Linked DNA regions of Homo sapiens: region 2 is linked to region 1. A link is an interaction called in ENCODE POLR2A ChIA-PET data of the cell type or tissue named here. Cell type or tissue: A673. All regions are shown on one strand. Links, peaks and the distances in the headings refer to the core of each region. The heading gives the core; the rest is flanking DNA.

Evidence for each region. Peaks named below come from ENCODE experiments on the same cell type or tissue, not always from the same donor. Only the 100,000 strongest peaks of a DNase experiment are listed, where the experiment ranks them.
Region 2: POLR2A ChIA-PET joins it to region 1 with 8 read pairs; 2 of 35 experiments call an interaction of 5 or more read pairs at or near these places.

The regions. Positions count from the first base shown.
Region 1 is chr1:58,390,721-58,397,219 of GRCh38, reverse strand. It overlaps a transcript of DAB1 not described here. Among named protein-coding and RNA genes, the nearest start is that of OMA1, 150 kb to the left of the region's middle. RefSeq lists an enhancer at 4,734-5,234. In A673, for the core only: no CTCF peak of the experiment used is centred there; a DNase peak (open chromatin) is centred at 1,649; H3K27ac peaks cover 976 bases.
Region 2 is chr1:58,305,000-58,310,250 of GRCh38, reverse strand. It overlaps a transcript of DAB1 not described here. Among named protein-coding and RNA genes, the nearest start is that of OMA1, 240 kb to the left of the region's middle. In A673, for the core only: no CTCF peak of the experiment used is centred there; no DNase peak of the experiment used is centred there.

The sequences.
Region 1 (6,499 bases), core at 1-4,000:
TGTGAATCTTCTCAGCTCTTAGACCTTGAGGGACAAAGGAGTTGTGGGAGTGTTACCGCTTTCCTCCCACCCCGCTCTCTCCCTCCCTCTCTCCCTTTACCTACTTCTCTCTTGCCCTCTCTGTTTCTTTTTCTTTTCTTTCTTTTTTTTTTTTTGAGACGGAGTCTCGCTCCGTCGCCCAGGCTAGAGTGCAGTAGTGCGATCTCGGCTCACTGCAAGCTCCGCCTCCCGGGTTCACGCCATTCTCCTGCCTCAGCCTCCCGAGTAGCTGGGACTACAGGAGCCCACCACTACGCCCGGCTAGTTTTTTGTATTTTGTTTAGTGGAGACGGGGTTTCACCGTGTTAGCCAGGATGGTCTTGATCTCTTGACCTCATGATCCGCCCGCCTTGGCCTCCCAAAGTGCTGGGATTACAGGCGTGAGCCACCGCGCCCGGACTCCCTCTCTGTTTCTTTATGTCCCTGTGCTTTGCTGCTTTGTTTCTGCCTATTTCTGTCCTACTGTCATTCTGTTGCTCCCTCTTTCCCTGTCTCTGACCCTTTTTGTCTCTCTTTGCTTCCCTCTTTCTCTCTGTCGCCATGAGTCTCTCTCTGCTTCTCTCTTTGTCTCTGCATGCTGGTTTCTGTCTGTGTCTCCCTCCTTGCATATCTCTGTGTCTCTCCCTTTGTCTCTCTCCATCTCTTGTCTTTGTGTCTATGCACTGCCCGCCCCCACCGCCACACCTCTGTGTTTTCTTTCTCTCCTTTCCCTCCTCCCTCCTGTCTCCTGCCTCTGGGAAGAGGGCAGAGATCACTGGGCAGGATTGGATGTCATTAAACGAAAAAAAAGAGAAAGGACTCCTTTTCTCCTGCTTGCCTCTGGGGAATGCCTAACAATGAGAAACACTTTGGTGGGTAATCGATAGGAACAAGATGCAACTAGACATCTTTGTTGGGCAGTGCAGCCGGCAGTTCCCTCTGACTGGAGCCCCTGGGAATGGCTGGCCTCTTGACCAGCCTCAAACAGAGTGTATCACAGTGCAGCGGACTTGAAGTGTGAGCCCAGCACATCCTGACCTGGGGGTGCCTCATTTCCATCCCCCCCTCCCCTCCCTCCCCTGCCCTCTTCTCGCCTGGTAATACTTCACAAATATCATGAATAGAAAGAGACACTGTAACAGACAGGACATAGATTGTAGCCAGCATAGGTTGTGGGGCTGGCTAACAATCAGGGTTTCTCTAGCTGGAGCACTACTCTTAATCTTTCTAAACCCCAATTTTCTTGTGTGTAAACTAGGGAGAATAACAACCGTAATCAATTCTAGGCAAGGCAGCTGGTTTTCTTTTTGAATAACAAATTTGATCAGCACCTCCCCGACTTAGACCCCCACAGCATGGATCATATCTGTCTTTTTTCAATGCTGAATCCCAGCACCAAGCTCCAAGGAGATGCTTAATAAGTGTGTGTGGCAACACAGTAGGTACTTCATATGTGTTTGTCAAATGAACAGACTACCTGCTTCTAGACCTGTACTGCCTGGCTGTCTTCTTTCTGCCTCTAACTTCCCAAAAAAAAGAGCTCCAGGCTAGACTCTAGATCTTTGCTCTTGCTTGCCAGCTTTGTCTTCCCTTTTCTGCCTTTTTCCTCCCTGCATGTGGCCCTCTGAGGTTATGAGGATGAAAGGAAAAGGAAGTGAGTCACACAGGCAGGAATTCAGAACACTGGCCTCTTGGATATAGCCAAACCAGCAGAAGCGTCCACATATGGTATCATAGAAAGTTAAAGAAGGAAGAAAACTTAGAGATCATCAAGTCTGCTCATTCTTCTCCCATTTTACAGATGGGCAATCCGTGCCCAGAGAAAGGGAGTGACTTGCACAAAGTACTATAACTTGTCTCTGTGGCAGAGAGAGGGACAGAAGAAACTTAGAGTTCTACAATTTCTCAAAGTTCCTCAAACATTATCCTTGGTCTTTAGTTCTACACACCCTTATGCATTGGTAAGGGCAAGCCCCACTGAACCCCATTCTCCATTTTAGTCTTAGTAGTGGCGCTCACAAAACCTTCCCCATTCTTCTTAATGCAATCCAACCATAAGATGCATTGCTAACAGAGGCAAACAGGGCCTCTCACTTTAGATGAACCAGCCACAAGAAGCTGCTTTTTGACAGGCTTGTGTCCACTTATCCTGATTCAGCTAGACTGTCGGAGGCTTTCCATGACTCCTCCATTCTGACTAAGATTTGCCATTTTTTTTTTTGCTTCCTCTATACCTTGTATATATCTTATCTTTGGACATCCCACATTGCTTTTTTTAAAATCGGCTTTATAACATATAATTTATGTACAATAAAATTCACCAATTTTATATACAACTCAATGAGTTTTGACAAATACGTACAGTAGTATGACCCCCAGCACAATCAAGAAACAGAACACTTTCATTGGCCCCCAAAGTATAATAACATCCATACTCTCTTGAAGTCAATTTCCTACCATTGCCAGCCCCGGGCAATCATTGATCCAATTTTAGCTGTGATAGCTTTGCCTTTTCCAGAAGTTCATATAATTAGAATCATTTTGTATCTGGTTGCTTTCACTTAACATAATGTTTCTGTGACTCATCAATGTTGTTACAAGTATCAGCAATTCCTTCCTTTTTATTGCATTACAATAGTTATCCAGTTGTTCCAGCACCATTTAATTAAAAGACCATCTTTCCCACTGTATGGATGTACTGCAATTTATTTAACCATTCACGAGGTAATGGACATTTGGATTGTTTCCACTTTTTGGCTGTTGAGAATAAGGCTGCCATGAGCACTCATGTACAGGTTTTGTTTTATTTTTATACGCTTTCATTTTTCTCTGAGTAAATACTCAGGACTAGGATTTCTATGTTATATGGTAAGTGTATCTTTAATTTTAAGAGAAACTGACAAATAGCTTCCAAAGTTCTGTAGCATTCTCCATTAGCACTGGCAATGCATGGAAATTCCAGGTTCCACATCTCTGCCAACACTTGGAATTATCAGTCTTTTTATTTTTAACCATGCTATGGTGCAATCATATCTCATTGAGGTTTTAATTTACATTCTTCTATGACTAATGATATTGATCATCTTTTCTTTGGTAAAGTATATTCAAATTTTTTGTCCATTTTTATCAGGTTGGTTGCTTTCTTATTACTGAGTTACAAGTATTATTTTCATATTTTTTAAATTTTATATTTAATTGACAAATAATAATTACATATATTTATGGGGCATGACATGATGTTTTGAAATACGTTTACATAATGGAATGATTAAATCAAGCTAATTGACAAATCTCTCAGCTCACATACTTTTTATGTGTGGTAAAAATATTTAAAATCTACTCTTTTAGCAATTTGAAATATACAATGGATTATTTATTATAGTCACTATTCTGTGTGATAGATCACTAAAGCTTATTTCTTCTGTAAAACTGGAATCTTGTGCCCTTTTATTAACATCTCCCCTTTCCCCATTTACCCCCCTGCTCCAGCCTGTGGTGTTTACCATCTATTCTTTACTTCTATGAGTTTTACTTCTTTAGATTTCACATATAAGTGTGATATGTATCTTCTTGTGTTTTCAAAGTAAGTTCTTCATGATGAATATAATATTTTCTCCTAGTCTGTGGCACTTGCAAGTCCAGCACCATTTATTTCATCATGGCCAGACCTGAGGTTCGTTAATTATCTCTCTGAGCCTCAGTTTTTTAATATGTAAAACGGTGTTATAAATGTGTCTACTTCTTAGAGTTTGTGAAGATTAAAAGGAATAGTGCATATAAAACTCTTAGCGTAATGCCTAGAACTTAAATAAGAGCTTGAATATCATCAACTAACTGTTATTATTTGATTTGTATTCATTCCATCTCTGCTCAATCAATAATAGTACTCTTTGGGCATTAACTTGTATTATCTGCAGCTGGTAGCTGGAAATAACTGGAGCTCAGGAAACCAGTCTAGACTAGAACTAGAAATTTGGTTGGGAGGCCAAGGTGAGTGGATCACTTAAGCCCCAGAGTTTGAGGCCAGCCTGGACAACATGGTGAAAACCTGTATCTATAAAAAAAAAAAAAAAAAAAAAAAGATTTGGAAGTAAATAGCATGGTATGTAGCTATGATTTGGAGTCTGGAGGCTGACTGAACTCAGAGTGAGAGTGTTTATAGTGAGATGATGAGATAGCCACAGCTGGAACTCTGACCAATCCCAACTCTGACCGATCCCAACATTTGAGGGATAGGCAAAGGAAGAGGGCATGATGGAAGTTAATGAGATTGTGTAGCCTGAGAGGAGGAGGAAAGCCAGGAGAGAACAGAGTCATAGAAGCCAAAGAAGGAGTAAGATCTGAGATGGAAGGAAACACTAACAAACTCAAATGCTATACAGAAGGTGAGCCCTGAAGAAGAGACCAGTACCTTAGCCAAGAGCCAGTGCTTTCAGTGGAGAGGTGAACAGGAAGTCCAACGACAGGGTTAAGAAGCAAGCAAGTGCTGAGGTTTGGGAATCACCAAGCATATAGCTCATGTTTCCCCCACATTTCGTTTGAGATGGTGAGAGGAGAAAGGAGATGGTAGCTTTCTTTAGAGGGTAGCAGTCGTGGAGGGCAGTCTTCCTTTTTTAGTATGGGAGAGACTGAAACGTGTTCCTGGACAGATAGAACAGAACCAGTGGACAGCAAATGGTTGAAAGGACAGAAAAGAGAGTGGATAATAGTAAGGGTGAGTCCCCTGAGGTGGCAAGAAGGAATGGTGTCTAGAGTGTAGAATCAGCTTGGGGCAGGGGAGTGTGGTGGCTTTATACTACGTCAACCCGCTGAGACGGAACAATGTTTCTCTTTATAGTTGAGAGTTAGGATAGACCAAAAGAGAAATTTGCATATGATTTGAAAGAATGGCAGAGCCGTTACATCTTGAAGGTCACTGTGGTTAAACGTGGTGAGAGGTACATGCAGAGGTGCTGGCTGACTTCAGCTTGTTTTGGTTTTTGTAGTAAAAGTGAGATGCCAGAAAATTTGAGCTTATCTTTCTTCCCCTCAACTCTGCGCTTAGCTCTTCTTCCTTCCTGCCTGCCCTGCTAAGTGATGTTAACCCCAGAACCATAATCTGATGCAGCAGCAACAGCCTTCCAAAGACTTTTCCATCAGCTTTCTTTTGCAGATCCACTCCAGCAGATACATGAGCCTGGCTACGCATATTCCTTCATGAATGCCTATGTGCCCACTCATTCTGGTATTTCAAGATGGCTGCTTAGTGACTTATTTGATTTCCCATCTCCCTGTTGGGGTGCTTACTTACCCAGTTTCTACTACAGTTATAAAATGTGTTAATTCTACAACAAATTCATATTTTAGGATATTCACAGAGTTTCAGCTTTCCTGATTGAATCTTGATTGATGTGGGATGGGGGGACATTCTTACACACATTGCAAGACGACACTAAGAGTGGGTGCAGGAAGCAGTAAGAGGGTGGATGTCAAGGGAATTTGGGTCACGTGGTCTTGATGTCATATGAAGACATAGGAACTAGGTCAAATAAGAAAGATTTGAGTTAGGGTGGAGATTGAGGCTTGGAAAGCTTGGAAAAGCTCTGGAAAATGGTACAGTAAGTGGAAGAAAGAGTTGAGAGTATCCTCTGTTGAAAAGCCAAGGGGTTGGAATGTGTACTGGAGGAATGTTAAAGGAAGGAGGCCCGAATTCAAGTCCTGGCTTTACCCCTTCTTAGCTCCATGGCCTTGGATAAGTCACATATTTTCCTCTCTGCGGTTGCTTTTGCCTATTTGTTCTCCCTCCTCCTCTGCCCTGTATTTTAGGAAACTGCATTCCCAAGCTCTTCTGCCAGCTGGCTTCCAAATAGGCCTGGTCAGTGCATGGTACTAGTGGAAGCCTGGAGGAGAGAGAAGCGACACAATCTGGCTATTGCAGTCTCACTGCTCTGCTCCACAGCTTTGACTCTGAGTAGCCTTTTCCTCCAGAGCCTGGCTGCTGCTGGCCGGCAGCTCTCTTTACGGCTCTTGCCCCAGCCAGCAGGCCTGGAAATGGTAGCAATTTCCTGCTATACTACTCTGGGTTGCCACTTCTGCTTTTCCATTACCTGTGTAATGAGGCCCCTGAATAGTTTTCCTCTGCTTGAAATACTCGAGTGGATTTAGTTTTCCTGGCTGATATATTCATCTGTATGATGGGACCGCGATTGCCTACCTCCCAGGATAATTTTCAGATGACGAATGCGTTATTATAACATATGGGGAGAGGAAGGGAGGTAAGAGCTGCTCTATTAATTTAGGTACACTCCCCTGGGAGAACTACCACTGGTGATTCCCACTGCATGCCAGACACTTTCCATTTGTTACACATTAGACTCACCACCTGCGTGACCCTGAATGACTTACTTCACCTCTGTGTGCCTCAGTTTCCTCATCTATAAAGTAGGAACAATAGAAAGCCTGCCTCATCTACTATTGGGAGGATGGGCTGAGACATGGTGCA
Region 2 (5,251 bases), core at 1,252-5,251, 88 kb after region 1:
ATATGTGAAGAAATAGGTGTTCAGAGATGGCATAGGTCTTTCCTCAAGGTCAGAGGATAAGCCCAAGGAAGAATCAGAAATTGTATGCTAAACTCCTGACCCCAGCCCCATGTGATATTCTCTTTAGGGCATGTGTGTGTATGTGTGAGCATGTGTGTATTTTAATAGACTGATAGTGATCAGCCAAGTAGTCACTTGACTAATTGCTTTGATCAAAATTGTCCTGGGGGAAAAAGCACATTATTTTTGAAATGAAGATATTGGAAATAATTAAGCAAGATCTGGCCAGGAATCATCAAGATTCAAATTCCTCCAGCTGTCTGCCAGTTCAACAACTTGCTTATTTTATTAGTCTCCAGTGTGAGCTTCCCTTTCTCCACTTTTGCTGAGCTGGTAATTTTAAGTATATTACCTCTCTGAGCAGTTCCAGGTCTCCTCCTGTCCATCCACACACAGATCTCTGAAAATGCTTAGAGCATTTATTAATACAGTCATTAGTACTCCTGGGCCAATTTCAGGGTCTTCATTATTATTGGGAAAGAAGGCCATTGCAGGGTAATTTTCACTTTACCCCATTCCAAGATTCACTCATGGACCTGCCTAGAAGATGGAAGGTAACAAAGGAAAAAGACAAGGCAGTGGACTTGTAGTTGGCAGACCTGGATTTGAATATATGCCATAGTTTTTTGTGGTTATGTATCTGGGACAAGTTACTGAGTCTGTTTGAGCTTTAGTTTCCTCATTTATAAAAACCAAGAAAGAGTTCAAAGTGAGGCTTATTCCCTACCCGTCTGGAACCCTCATCCTTTCCAGTGACCTACAGGAATGAGATGTTAAGTATCTGGGGATACCTATAATGTGTTTGTGGTGGCACAGTTGAGAAGAGTTGCTCTATTAAAATTCAAGCGGCCCATGGGAAGGGTAATATGCTAAATACCAAACATTTGAGGCTCCGAAAGTGATGTTGTAATATAATCCATTGTTTGACACATTATGCCTGTCCAGCATCTCATCCTAGCTTAGGAAAACCATGAGATTGTTTGTGTATGGAACATTTATATCTGCTGCATGCTTTACCTTAGGATTATCTCAAATCTCACAATACTTCACAAAGAAACAATATCATCCGCATTTTATAGCTAAGAAAAACAGTGCTCAAAGAGGCTCTAAGGCTAAGCTTTTTTCTTCTTCTTTCTTCTTCAGCTCAATTCCAGTCTCTCTCATCTCATATTGCATAATTATTCATTCACTCATTGGACCACAAGATCCTTCAGCTACTCTTTGAGGTTGCGCACAATTTAGGTGATCAATAAAAGCTTGTGAAATAAATGAAGGAATAAACGTCATCTTTCTCTCTGGAGATTTGACCAGGTAGACCTTGGAATATGGGGAGCGCCTGAGTCTCACTGCAGGAAGTAGATCTTTGTCCAGCTCTAGGTAGTAAAGGAGGCTGTTTTTTACCGGGTAAGGAACACAGCCAAGTGTTCTAGTGATTTCTGCACAGAGGGAGAGCGAAGTGGCAGCAACATTGGTCCAAGCTAGCTAGCAGGTTGCTGAATCCAGCAAGGAGTAATTTGAGGACTAAGTATAGCAAACTAAAGCCTGGTTATCTAAATGAGAGAATCCTTAAAGACATTCAGAGTGGCTGGATGCTAAGTGCATCTACTTAAACCCTTTCTGCTTGAGACTCACATGCATTCTGGGAGCTGAGGACTTACTTAAGCCTGTAGGGGAGGGACAGGTGCTTCCACTGTGGAAGGAGGAAAGAGGAGAATGTCGGAGAACAAATTGGGTGTCCTAGCTCTAGGCCTCTGATCCATTGAGGCAGGGTTGTGGTGTCAGGTGTCATGCCCACATCACTCCCCCCAACCCCATACTCATCCCCTGGAAGCCAGAATATTTGCATTTAAAGTGACTCACTGAAGAGCAAGCAGCTTCATCCAAAGGAGTAAATATCTAATGAGAAGGCTTTCAGATGCTTGGATAAAAGGATGTGAGGGCATCCCTTTTGAGGTCAGGCCTTCCCAGCAATCTCCAAACATGTGAAGGCCACTGTGTTTAGCTATGTGGACTGGGTTCTGCACAACTATATGTGGCAGCCCTGAATCTCACCCTGGAGCAATGTGTTTCCTGGAAGAAAATTCACTGAAATGTCACTCTGTATGCACAGTGAACAGAATTTGCACTGCAGAATAAGCTGAATTTTTCTAGAGTCTCCTTTCTCCTTCTACATGGGGGTAAATTTCTCATGTTCTTCAAGGTCTCTCGCTCCAGTGCCATTGCCTCTGTGGACCTCTCCGTGATGGCCTCCTGTGTCCCCAAAGAATTATCCATCCTCCTTTCTTCATGTTCCTATAGCACTTTGTTAGCTTAAGCTCTACTCTGATGTGGTCCCTGGCCAAGTCTGCAGCTCATTTCCTGGCCCCCTTTCCTGGGTATTTATGCTCTAGCAATGCTATTCCTCCCCTCCTCCACCCCCACTCCCCACAGCACTCACTTCACCCCCAAAATGCTGCTGATGCTTCCCAGGCTCTGCATATGCTTCTTCCCTCCATCTGGAAGACCTTTCCCCACTCTCTTTCTGGCTAACTTTCAGGCATTTCTTCCAAGACTTAGCTCTGGCCTGAGACAGGGACTACAGCTGGATGATTCACCAGTGTAATCCAGGCTCCTGGCGTGCCACCTGGAATCTAGTAGAAACTCAGGGAATATTGGTTGCATGCATGAAAGAATGAATCTCCTCCAAGAAATTCTGACACCAGTCCCCCAGCCTGAGTTAGATATCAGTCCTCTCTGTTTCTGTATAACTCTATGCCTGTTTTCTCAGTTATCCCTTTTATTGGAAAGTGTGTCTATGTCTGTCGACCTCTCTCACCTCTCCGTTTTCACTACTAGATTCTAAACTTCTGAAGGGCAGGGGCCAAGTTTCACTCATCTTCAGGCTTTCAGTGTCTAACAGACTGCCTGGCATGCAGTAGGCCCTAAATAAATGCTGATAGTAACTAATGGAACAGAACTAGATGACTGCTACTTTTAAGACATTGCCTTATGGTGAGTAATTTTCTTTCTTTTTTACTGGGCTTGGAGATCCTAGTACCCCACATAGTGCCTAATAGGGAGTCAATAAAACGTTATTGTTTGATTTGTAAAATAGACTTCCTTGTAGAGTAGAGAAAACACTAGTTGAAGAGTCAGCTTTTGGTTCTGATGTTGCCACATGACAACCCAATTACCTTGGGAAAGTCATTGGAGTTCTTTGAAACTCAGTCTTCTAATCTGCCAAATGGGCATACAAATTTTCTGCTATCTTAGTTTGGTTCTCCCATAAGTAGGATTTATGTCCCTCGACAAGGACTTGAGTTACATAGTTTATTTGGAAAGTGGTCTTACACAATACAAGGGAGGAGTATGTAAAAAAGTGAGACAGGGGAGAGAGACAGGTCAATACTGTGGGCATTAATAATGGGCTGCTGCTGCAGACAAGGTGGGCCTGATTCTGCTGGAGATCCTACAAGAAACCATGTAGAATATGCCTCCAAACAGTCTCTAGAGATGAGCTGGAAGCAGGGGTATTGATCCTTTTACCTTCATTCCCCATTGGGTGGAGGTGGCTCTGGGGTGTTAACATCCTCCCAATTCTGCAGCCAAGCAACCCCCACTAGGTGCTGGAGAAACCCTGCGGCAGAGGAATGGTGAGATGCAAAGACTTGAGATGGGAAGCTATTAGTATCTTTGAAACTAATAGATGCAAGTGGTCGCAGAGGTGAGCTGAGGGGAAACAGCGCAGGAATTGGACAGCATTTGTCTACCAACTCAAAGCGTCCTGTGATTATCAACCAAATTCTTACAAGGAAAGATGCTCTGTGAATTTAACATACTGTTAAATGTCAGATATTTAAATGTATTATTTCCTTACATTTCAATATCCTCCCCCAAATTTCACCTTGCCCCTTCCAGTTCTCCTTTTCCTCCTTCCTCCTTCCCCACTGAACTATTGTTGTCAAATTAGCCTAATCAAACCTAGCTTGTTTTGCTCCTTAAGGAACCCACAGAACTCCAGTGACACTCATTATTTCTCCAGGAGAATCTGAGATCTCCAATAATGAGTGCTCACTTGAGGTTCTTCTCTCTTTCTGTCAGGGAGACAGCTCCTCTTTTCCCACCTCATCACCCACACAGGCGAACCCTGACCAATGTGTGTCTGCCCTGGAAGGGCTGATTCTTCCCTTCATAGGAGGAGGACTATAATGTGTGTGGAGGGGGGTGGGGGGGTGCTCCTGTCACAGCCCTGCCAGGCCTGAGAGTTCACTGGAACTGTGGAAAGACCCTCATTGTGAAGCTTTCCCCTGCATGTCAGCACCACAGCACCACTGCAAGGACAACTCAGATTCAGCCTTATAATGAGCTTTCCATGTGGCCTGTTCAAGGCATTCTTTGCACATTGGTGATTTTGAGATGTTTCCTTTAGCAAAATCTGTTTAGTTTTGTAATCTAGAATTACATATTCCGGAAACAGAGATGCTTGGGGAATGGGCTGACCTACTTGATAGAACTTTTTTGGTAATTATGATGACTTGATCTTTTTTGAAAAAGGAAAGTCTTAAATATTCATATGCTTTGATCTGATAACTTTATTTCTTTGCATGCATTGTAAGGAGATACTCAAATATGAAATGCTTTACACACAGAGATGTTTGTCACAAAATTATTTGTAACTGGAATAATGACTAACAATAATAGGTCAATGGCCAAATTTTATGAAGAGTATGTAATAGTGTAGAAAAAACAATATTACCACAATGTGAAAGATACAGATTTTAGTACTGCATGTGCAACATACTTATTCCAGTAAAAATAAACAAAATAAAAATGACTCCTATAAAACAGGCAAGAATTGTATCTCAAAATGTTAATAGTGGTTGTGTTAGGGTGCTGTGATTCTGGGAGATATTTTCTCCTCTTGACTTTCCTACATTTTTATGTTCAGCAGACATTTCAGTTCAAAGAACACTTATTTTTTGCAGGGCACAGTTATCCACACCTGAAGTCCCAGCTACTTGGGAGGCTGAAGCAGGGGGATTACTTGAACCCAGGGGCTCAAGACTGTAGTGTGCTGTAATTGCACCTGTGAATAGCCTGTGAATTGCACCTGTGATTACTTGAGCCCAGGAGTTCAAGACTGTAGTGTGCTATGATTGCACTTGTGAATAGCCAATGCACTCCAGCCTGGGCAGCATAGCAAGACCTCCTC